Linked DNA regions of Homo sapiens: region 2 is linked to region 1. The links are chromatin loops, found by intact Hi-C in ENCODE. Cell type or tissue: B cell. All regions are shown on one strand. Each heading gives the region's core, and the rest is flanking DNA. Links, peaks and the distances in the headings are about the cores only.

The links. Peaks named below come from ENCODE experiments on the same cell type or tissue, not always from the same donor. Only the 100,000 strongest peaks of a DNase experiment are listed, where the experiment ranks them.
Region 2: a loop joins it to region 1, with 3 times the contacts of the local background. A loop is called at or near these places in 1 of 110 quality-filtered maps.

Annotation. Positions count from the first base shown.
Region 1 is chr3:177,244,125-177,249,502 of GRCh38, reverse strand. LOC107986053 (a long non-coding RNA gene) reads right to left here. Exons shown (of 3, transcript XR_001740576.2): 3 at 870-935. Among named protein-coding and RNA genes, the nearest start is that of LINC00501, 48 kb to the left of the region's middle. In B cell, for the core only: no CTCF peak of the experiment used is centred there; DNase peaks (open chromatin) are centred at 2,002 and 2,282; H3K4me3 peaks cover 856 bases; H3K27ac peaks cover 539 bases.
Region 2 is chr3:177,322,273-177,327,650 of GRCh38, reverse strand. It overlaps LINC00501 (long intergenic non-protein coding RNA 501), which reads right to left. Exons shown (of 2, transcript NR_047465.1): 2 at 4,216-5,378. Among named protein-coding and RNA genes, the nearest start is that of LINC00501, 31 kb to the right of the region's middle. In B cell, for the core only: no CTCF peak of the experiment used is centred there; a DNase peak (open chromatin) is centred at 2,260; H3K27ac peaks cover 338 bases.

The sequences.
Region 1 (5,378 bases), core at 328-5,327:
CAGTCTCTCTTGGTTATGTGACTAAATACTGGCTAATGAGGTGTGAGCAGAAGCAACACGGACAACCTGTGGGTTGTGCTATTAAAGGAAGCAGGTTTGATCTTTACTTCTCCAATTTTCCTTCCTGCTGGCTAGTTAACCATTATAAACCTTACTAAAGTAGGCCGGGCACGGTGGCTCATGCCTGTAATCCCAGCACTTCGGGAGGCCGGGGCGGGTAGATTACCCAAGCTCAGGACTTTGAGATCAGCCTGACCAACATGGCAAAACCCCGTTTCTACTAAAAATACAAAAATCAGCCAGGTGTGGTGGCACGCGCCTGTAATCTCAGCTACTCGGGAGGCTGAGGCAGGAGAATCGCTTGAACCCAGGAGGTTGCAGTGAGCCGAGATCGTGCCACTGCACTCCAGCCTGGGTGACAGAGCAAGACTCTGCCAAAACAAACAAACAAACAAACAAACAAAAACTTACTAAGGTCAATGCCTTAAGGATGGATAATCAATAAGGCAGGAACAAGTATCTCTGACCGAAGGGCCACCTCATACCCATCCTAGAATAATATTCTTGAACTATTACATGAGTTTCAAAAAGAAAATATTCCAGATTATATGGCCAGAGCCCAGCCTCCCTCCCAAAAAATAGTACCCTTATCCCCAAAGAAAGAACTCTAGAATCATCTCTCATTTCACTGATGGTTCTTTATATGCTTTTTCCTTTCACTCATGGGTACTATAAATATTTATTATAGTCAATGATCTATTTATATAACCTTTCAATTTTTTATTATCCAGTTATCTGGATGCCCTCTATAAGACCTGCTGCTTCCATGTTATCAATCTTAAATTATAATGGGAAAAGAAGATATACCCGCAAAATGCCTTCTTACACTTGGAGTCCTAAAGGTGTCTTTTCCAAGGAAAGATGGGCCATCCATGCTGAAACAAGCAAAATACAAGTCAGTATGGAAAATTTCTTATTGTATCTTGAGTTTCAAGGGGGATTGGTAAGGACAACTTCACACATACTTTCAGTGGCCAGTTGCATAAATGTAAGTATGTACGGACCATTGCACTGGCCTCTTAACTCATCTACCTGTTTCCACTATGTACCCCTGAAATCTGAATGCCAGAAAGATCTTTCTAAAATGCAAAGGATCACGTCGCTTAAATTCTTCTTCTTTTTTGTGGGGGGGGTGGGGGGGGGGCGTGTGGGGCGGGCAGGGACGGAGTTTCGCTCTTGCTGCCCAGGCTGGAGTGCAATGGTGCCATCTTGGCTCACCACAACCTTCGCCTCCTGGGTTCAAGCAATTCTCCTGCCTCAGCCTCCCGAGTAGCTGAGATTACAGGCTCCCGCCACCACGCCCAGCTGATTTTTGTATTTTTGGTGGAGACGGGATTTTGCCATGTTGGCCAGGCTGGTCTTGAACTTCCGACCTCAGGTGATCAGCTCGCCTTGGCCTCCCAAAGTGCTGGGATTATAGGTGTGAGCCACTGTGCCTGGCCTTTTTTTTTTTTTTTTTGAGACAGAATCTCGCTCTGTTGCCCAGGCTGGAGTTCAGTGGCGCGATCTTGGCTCACCACAATCTCCGCCTCCCGGGTTCAAGCGATTCTTTTGCCTCAGCCTCCCGAGTAGCTGGGACTACAGGCACGCGCCACCACACCAAGCTAATTTTTTTTTTTTTTGAGACAGAGTCTCGCTCTGTTGCCCAGGCTGGAGTGCAGTGGCACGATCTCCGCTCACTGCAAGCTCCGCCTCCCGGGTTCACGCCATTCTCCTGCCTCAGCCTCCCAAGTAGCTGGGACTATAGGCGCCCATCACCACGCCCGGCTAATTTTTTTGTATTTTTAGTAGAGACGGGGTTTCACCGTGTTAGCCAGGATGGTCTCGATATCCTGACCTCGTGATCTGCCCGCCTCGGCCTCACAAAGTGCTAGGATTACAGGCGTAAGCCACCGCGCATGGCTAATTTTTGTATTTTAAGTAGAGACGGGGTTTCGCTATGTATTTTAAGTAGAGACGGGGTTTCGCTATGTTGGCCAGCTGGTCTCCAACTCCTGACCTCGTGATCTGCCCGCCTGGGCCTCCCAAAGTGCTGGGATTACAGGCGTGAGCCACTGCGCCTGGCCCCTCCCACTTAAAATCTTTCATTGGATTTCCACCGCTCTTGGAAAAACACCAAAGTCCTCACTGTGACCTGAGAACCCCCTTGGGACCCTAATCTTCCTATGCCTCCCTCTCCTGTGCTCACTGACTGCCTCTCACATTTGTCTTTCTTCAATTCCTTCCAAACTACTATCTTCTTCCTTTTGAAGAACCTTTACAAAGGTTATTTCTTTTGCTTGAAATAGTCTTCCCTTCTCATGCCTCCCTCAACTTATTTAACTCCTACTCAAATGTCACATTTTTAGGGAAGTAAGCCTCTTCAGACTTATTTGCATTCCCCATCATGCAAATTTATATGATTACACTTTTTCACAGAACTTTTACAGTCGTAATTTTCTGTGCATTTGTAAGCATATTTGATTCAAGTATGGCCACAAGGCTCATGACAGGATGGACAACGTCTATTTTGCTCACAATTGTCTCTTATGGCTTATGAGGGGATTTAATAAATATTGGTTGAATAAAATGAATAAATGAATGAATGAAATATAATTTGTAAGGTAAGGATAAAAGGCTTGTTCTTAGAGCCTGGAATTCTCTTCATTGTTTAAGTCTGATGACATAACATGAATTGGGAAATGTATTAAGAATTTCCGGAATTTTTTTTTTTTGAGACGGTGTTTCACTCTTGTTGCCCAGGCTGGAGTGCAGTGGCGCGATCTCAGCTCATGGCAACCTCCGCCTCCCGGGTTCAAGCAATTCTCCTGCCTCAGCCTCCCAAGTAGCTGGGATTACAGGTGCCCGACAACACGCCCAGCTATTTTTTTGTATTTTTAGTAGAGATGAAGTTTCACTATGTTGGCCAGGCTGGTCTCAAACTCCTGACCTCAGGCGATCTACAGTCTCGGCCTCCCAAAATGCTAGGATTACAGGCGTGAGCAACCGCGCCCGGCCGATTTCTGGAATTTGATTGTTGAGCCTGAAATGTATGTTTATAAGGCTCCATTTCTCTTTCTTTCTTTCTTCCTTTTTTCCTTTCTTTCTCTCGTTCTCTCCTTCTTTCTTTCTTTCTTTCTTTCTGTCTTTCTTTTTTGACATGGTGTCTTGCTCTGTCGCCCAGGCTGGAGGGCAGTGGCACAATCTCGGCTCACTGCAACCTCTGCCTCTCGGGTTCAAGCCATCCTCCTGCCTCAGCCTCCCAAGTAGCTGGGATTACAGGCATGCACCACTACTCCCAGCTAATTTTTGTATTTTTAGTAGAGACGGGGCTTCACCATATTGCCCAGGCTGGTCTCGAACTCCTGACCTCAAGTAATCTGCCCACCTTGGCCTCCCATAGTGCTGAGATTGCAAGTGTGAGCCAACGTGCCTGGCCATCAGGCTCCATTTCTATTTGTAACTGCCAACTAGAAACAATATGAAAGAGCAGTGGCTCTATAAAAATGTTAGCCAAACCCGTACTTGTGTATATGATATCCCGGAGTGCAAACTCAAGCGTGGCAAAAGAGAGGGAGAGGCTTACATGAGGACAGATAGCATGGTATGGTGGTTACGAGCTCAGTCTTTGGAACCCAACTCTCTGGTTTTGAAACTCTGCCCCATTGTTTATGAGCTATTATTCTTAGGCAGTTTCCTGTTTTCTCTGTGCCTCAGTTTTCCCGACTACAATATGGAGCTAAACGGTGCCTCATAGGCTTATGAGAATTCAACCATTTCACATTAGTAAAATGCTTTGAAGATTTCCTGCAAGAGGACAAGCGCTACATAAGTGTTAAATAAATAATACACACTTCATGGGAGTTGCTGTTCCCGGAGAGGTAAAAATATATTAGTAGTCACAATAGTCAAGTACTGCATATATAAATGCCACTTCAGAGGGTATAGGTCAGGTCTACTCCCTTCTCACCATCCTCAATCCATTGTCTTGGGTTAAGGAATTGTGTCACCAAGACTTTCTTGTTACATACAGATGTTTTCCGGGAGCTATAAACAGGGAGCTATTACCACAGCTTTAGCAAGGTCTAAGTGTAAGGTCTAGGATGATTCATTTCAATATACAGAAGTCAGAAAGAAGTAGTTCATTTAGGGCCAGGCCCGGTGGCTCACGCCTGTAATCCCAGTAATTTGGGAGGCCAAGGCAGGCGGTTCACAAGGTCAGGAGTTCGAGACCAGCCTGGCCAACATGGTGAAACACCATCTCTACTAAAAATACAAAAAAATTAGCCAGGTGTAGTGGCACATGCCTGTGATCCCAGCTACTTGGGAGGCTGAGGCAGGAGAATCGCTTGAACCCAGGAAGCGGAGGTTGTGGTGAGCGGAGATTGTGCCATTGCACTCCAGCCTGGGCGACAAAGCACGACTCTGTCTCAAAAAAAAAATTATAATAATACATAAGAAGTAGTTCATTTAATCTAACAAATATTTACTGAGAATTTCTGAGATTGGCTAGCTGCTTCCCATTTGCCATGTTCTTGCCCTCCTGGGCACACTGCTGGCTTGCATAGCCCATGTGCCTTGAATCTAGGAAGGGACCATAGAGAGCTCTCTCTCCAGTGCGTTGTGAGCAGGGCGATGGGAGGCACTTGTGGGCCATGGCAGTTGACAGGTGTGCTTTCTACATCCACTCTCTTTTGTCCCTTATCTGAGGCTGTGCTGGAGGGCTCTGACTTCCTGGGTATTGCAAAGACTTCGGAAAGAAGGTCTCTTAAGTGACTGCACAGAGCAGAGCTTCCACCTCCCCTAATTCCAATCTGAGGTTTCTCTGTTATCTGAGTTTAAATTGGAGCCTAGGAGTCATTTTAATGGGGCTTCATCACCAAGCAGCTCGATGAGTGGTATTACTACGTATTTAAAACTAGCTTTGGGCTGGACATGGTGGCTTATGCCTGTAATCCCACCACTTTGGGAGGCTAAGGCAGGTAGATTGCTTGAGCACTCATGGCAAAACCTCATCTGTACAAAAAATAAAAAAAAATTAGCTGGCGTAGTGATGTATGCCTGTTGTCCTAGCTGCTTGAGAGGCTAGGTGGAAGAATCACCTGAGCCCGAGAGGCCGAGGCTGCAGTGAGCTATGATTGTGCCACTGCACTCCAGCCTGGACAACAGAGTGAGACCCTGTCTCAAAAGAAACAAAAGACTGGGCATGGTGGCTCACGCCTGTAATCCCAGCACTTTGGGAGGCCAAGGCAGGAGGATCACTTGAGGTCAGGAGTTCGAGACCAGCCTAGCCAACATGGTGAACCCTGTCTCTACTAAAAGTACAAAAATTAGCCGGG
Region 2 (5,378 bases), core at 69-5,068, 78 kb before region 1:
GATTACAGGCGTGCGCCATCACATCCGGCTAATTTTTGTATTTTTGGAAGAGACAGGGTTTCACCATGTTGGCCAGGCTGGTCTTGAACTCCTGGCTTCAAGTGATCCACCCCCTCCAGGCCTCCCAAAGTGCTGGGATTATAGGCGTTAGCTACCACATCTGGCCACTATTGAGCTTTATAGAGACTGAACACCTGGCCATGTCACCTGAGCTGCCCACAATTGACTAGGTGTTATCTGATTCATTAGGCCACACAATTAAGCATGCATGGCAATACTTCATCACCAAGTGGAAATGGTACACACCAAACCAGACTCCAGCAGATTCTGAAGCAACAATGTAGTCACGTGTACTGAAGGCTCGGGCTCCTATGGCACATTCTTCTGCAGCATTGCCATCTTTCCTTCATCCAGTGTTAGGTTTTTATGGTGATCTCCCTGTGAACAAATTGCTGAAGAAGAATCTGGTTTATAGATTTCTTTTTTTCCAGTACACTGGCAAGCTAGGAATAGAGCATTATAGCCACGATAAGAAGTGTGCTAAAACAAACAAACACACTAAGAAAGAGAAATCCTGACCGAACGCAGTGGCTCATGCCTGTAATCCCAGCACTTTGGGAGGCTGAGCTGGATGATCACCTGACGTTGGGAGTTCAAGACCAGCTTGGCCAACATGGTGAAACTCTGTCTCTACCAAAAAAAAAAAAAAAAAAAAGAAAAGAAAAGAAAAAAGAAAGAAAAAGAAAAAGAAAAGAGAAATCCTTTCAGTGGAAAGACTTTAAGCAACATTATCTCCTTGTCCGCTTTGGATTGAGAGATGGCCTGAGATACGGATGGACGTTTACTGCTTCGTGTATAATGGCTAATGGTTTGGCTGAACAATCAGGAATTTAGAAAGAAAGGATTAGAATATTGTCTGCAAAGCAGTATGTGGACGGACCTCTTAATTGTCAGAGCATGAGGGTATTTAAGTGTTGTGCGAACGCTCACAAAGGCATCTGCTACAGAGCTCTCAATAATCAGGTAGGAAGGATGGCTTATTCAATGGATGTCTGTCAGCTTATTTCTCCAAACAGGTACTTGCTCAATAGATTCATATACAAAAGACCATGCCAGCAAGGACGAAGGCTGCATATGGGCTCAGCACCATAGACTTCCCATTGGTGATCTGCTCACCACCACCATTAAGTGCTTAAGCTGACAGTAGCAGAGGCCAACACACGTTTCTATTATACCACCATTTGGTAGGGAAGGGGGACAATCCAGGCACCAGCGGCACTGAACCACTTCCATCATGAGGAGCTCTAGTTGTCTTCCCCAGAATAGACACTTAATCTGGATATTGATTTGTTTTATTTGGTTGCAATATTTCTGCCAACACACTATCCATGGACTTATGGATTGCCTTATCCACCTTCATGGTATCCCACGCAACATTGTTCAGGCTAAGGAACTCATTAAAAAAGAAAAGAAAAAAGTATAGCAATGGGCTCATGCCCATGGAACTCACTGGTCTTATCACTAACTCTTAGAAAGATCTGGCCTCGGTTGGGTGTGGTGGCTTACGCCTGTAATCCCAGCACTTTGGGAGGCCAAGGCAGGTGGATCACCTGAGGTCAGGAGTTCGAGACCAGGCTGGCCAACATGGTGAGACCCCGTCACTACTAAAAATACAAAAAATTAGCCAGGCATGGTGGTGCATGCCTGTAATCCCAGCTACATGGGAGGCTAAGGCAGGAGAATCACTTGAACCCACAAGGTGGAGGTTGCAGCGAGCCGAGACAGCTTCCACTACACTCCAGCCTGAGTGACAGAGTGAGACTCTGTCTCAAAAAAAAAAAAAAAAAAAAAGGATCTGGCCTCAGAGAAAAGGTAGAATGGTCTCCTAACGACTCAGTTGAGAGAACATCTGTGGGGTGAAATCACTATCCTACGAGATGCAGTATATGCACTTAAAACTGTGACCAATACGTGGTGCTTCTTTCCCCATAGCCAGAATCTATGGTTCTGGAAATAAAGAGGTAAAAATGACAATAGTTGCTCTCACTGTTCCTCCCAATAACCCACTTATAGAATTTTTGCTTCCTATTCCCATAGCTTTGTGTTCCACTTGTTAGAGAGCTTGGTTCCTAAAGGAAGAATGATTCTAGCAGGGAAACAACAATTGTTCTATTGAATTGGAAGTTGAGATTACCATCTGGCAATTTCAGTTCCTTGTGTCACTGAACGAACAGACAAAGGAAGAGGTTACTGCACTGGTTGGGGTGATTGCTTCTGTTTAGCTGTATTGGCTGCTGCACAGTGTGGCCGGGGCATACTAGATCTGGAGCTGAAGGGACTCTCTAAGGCATCTCTGTCATTTTTTATGCCTGATAAAGACAGGGCTTTGGGCTGGATGCAGTGGGACACGCCTGCAATCCCAGCACTTTGGGAGGCCGAGGTGGGTGAATCATTTGGGGTCAGGAGTTTGAGACCAGCCTGGCCAACCTGGTGAAACCCTGCCTCTACTAAAAATACAAAAATTAGCCAGGCGTGGTGATGTGCGCTTGTAATCCCAAGTACTCAGGAGGCTGAGGCAGGAGAATGGCTTGAACCCGGGAGGCGGAGTTTGCAGTGAGCTGAGATTGCGCCACTGTTCTCCAGCCTGGTGACAGAGTGAGCCCCCATCTCAAAAATAAAAATAAATAAAAAAAAATAAAGGTGGGGGGCTGAAAAAACCTCAGACCCTTCCGGGTCACTTCACTAGATAAAGAATACTGACCAGCTGGCGGAAGGCAAGGGAAATGTAGAATAGGTAGTAGAAAAAGGAATTTATAAATATTAACTGTGGCTTTGTGACCAGTTCCAGAAATAAAGTAGTGGATACGAATACTTTTGTCTTCATTTGTTTCTCTTCTTTTTTTCCTCCTAACTTTCAAATATTTTATATAAACACTGTTGGTGATAATTAACTTTATAATATATAAAGAGTATATAAATGTATATACACTATATATATATATATATTCTCTTATGAATAAAAACAATAATTAACATCACCCAGAGATGAATGTGAAGAGTGTTAAGAGATTTGTAACTCCATTTTAGGGGTAGAAGTTGAAAGCATGTTTTCAAAGGGAAGTTACAACTTGCTACCAGAAGCATGAAGTTACTATTGCTGCAGTAGAGAAGTTTTCAAATGGGTAGAGGATGATATGTGGATGCTTGGTACCCAACGGGAGGATCTGTGATGCTTATTCACCTACCGCCTCTCAGCCCCAGATGCAGCTTCTACACAGTGCTCTGTGATGCTGGGGTTAGGGATATGAGAACCATATTTCTTTTCTTTTTATAGACAGTCTTGCTCTGTCGCCCAAGCTGGTGCTCTTGGCTCACTGCAACCTCCACCTCCCGAGCTCAAGCGATTCTCCTGCCTCAGCCTCCCGAGTAGCTGGGACTACAGGTGCGTGCCACCACGCCTGGCTAATTTTTGTATTTTTTAGTAGAAATGGGGTTTCACCATGTTGGCCAGGCTAGCCTCGAACTCCTGATCTCAGGTGATCCGCCTGCCTCGGCCTCCTAAAGTGCTGGGATTACAAGTGTGAGCCACCATGCCTGGCCGCGAACCACATTTCTAAGACTCTTTTTACCAACTTTCGCCAGTTAAATTCTGCCAGTGAGAGGCATTGAGGGAACTATGAAAGGGAGAAGGGGAGAGGAGATACTTTTCCTGCCTTTGGCCATCGTCAGCATCTCTCCAGCACAGACACAGCAAAGCCTCTAGCATCTTTTGGCACCCCGAGGATGGCCAGGCCAAATCCCCTCTGGGTCTGGACATCAGCTGCACAGTGGCCTCCTAGAAGCCCACACAGTTTCTAGCATAGCCATGAGGCACCTCTGCAGAGGCTTCAGCCAGCTGGGCAGGTGCTCTCAGTGACTGGGCACAGCTGTGTGACACCCTCTTAGCAGCCTCAATAACAACTAAGCCACGGCCTCTCCCCAAACCCCAGTCTGAGGCAGTGGCTCCTCATAGCTGTAGGGATGGTAGCTACTTATGATTTTCATAATCTCTTGGTTAGTTCGCTATCCTTTTTTTTTTTCAGGCTAGTAATTCCTTGTATTTACCCGCCTCTGTTTAAAACATCCAGTATGGTTTCTCTTTTCCTAACTGGATCTCAACAGATACCAGCATATATTTTTTATGTTGATAATAAAAAATTTAAAATACACACAGAGTCCAAATAAAAATATTTAATATTTGTGAACATCTTTTATTAGTTTGAGTTTTTAAAAAATTAAACCTCCTCCAGAATTCAACCTCCTTCTGTTGCTGGACAGTGTGAGACCTCAGTTTCCCTTGGGATCACGTCGCCATGTTAGTCTTCCTGGTGGCATTTTGCCCAGCTTCTAGTCTTTTTCCCACAAATACAAAAACAGGCTATATAGCCCCTTCTAGAGTACTGAGGGCAAAGACTAAAAGCGTTATTCGATGTGAATATAGGGAAGTCAAAACAATGACTTTTCAAAAATTGCAGCCTCAGTGTGTATCCATTACACAGAATGCGTCTACTTCTCAGTTCATATGGCATAAAAACACAGGGGTTCACTGCCTGTCTTTGGGGATGGGGTCACGTGGGCCAATAGCGGGACTGACACGTGAACTTCCTAGTCCTGCCAAATGTCATGAGGAGAGTGGCGATTTAAGCAGACATGCATGCCAGTGCAACACGGAAGAAACTTCTTAAGGCACTGGCTCCTAAGAGAAGCATTCTTCCCCGGGAATGTGCCGACATGTACGGGCTTCCTAGAAGTTCTATACAGTTGGGGCAGTTTCAAAATGAGACAATGAGCAGAAAAATCGCAGCGCATCCCCCCTTTGCCTTCCATTTTATTTCTGCGGCCCCCACCCTCCAACGGAGGGAAGCTTTGTAAGCTGAAATGAAAAAAGGCATCTACAATAAAATGAGGGATCCCACTGCCACTGGTATTGAAATTCCTACTGTGGCTAACGAGCAATAGCAAACATTTAAAAATATGCTTCACTATCCCTTATTCAGTTCATCCGCAGGAGAGGAGATGTTTCCATTGCACTTGGGAGAACAGGGACTTGGGTTTCATGTCTGCAGATGGGCTACAGGCACATACAAGATAATGTGCTCTTGCCGGGTGCAGTGGCTCACGCCTGTAATTCCAGCACTTTGGGAGGCTGAGACGGGCGGATCACGAGGTCAGAAGATCGAGATCATCCTGGCTAACACGGTGAAACCCCGTCTCGACTAAAAATACAAAAAATTAGCCTGGCGTGGTGGCGGGCGCCTGTAGTCCCAGCTACTTGGGAGGCTGAGGCAGGAGAATGGCGTGAACCCGGGAGGCAGAGCTTGCAGTGAGCCCAGATCGCG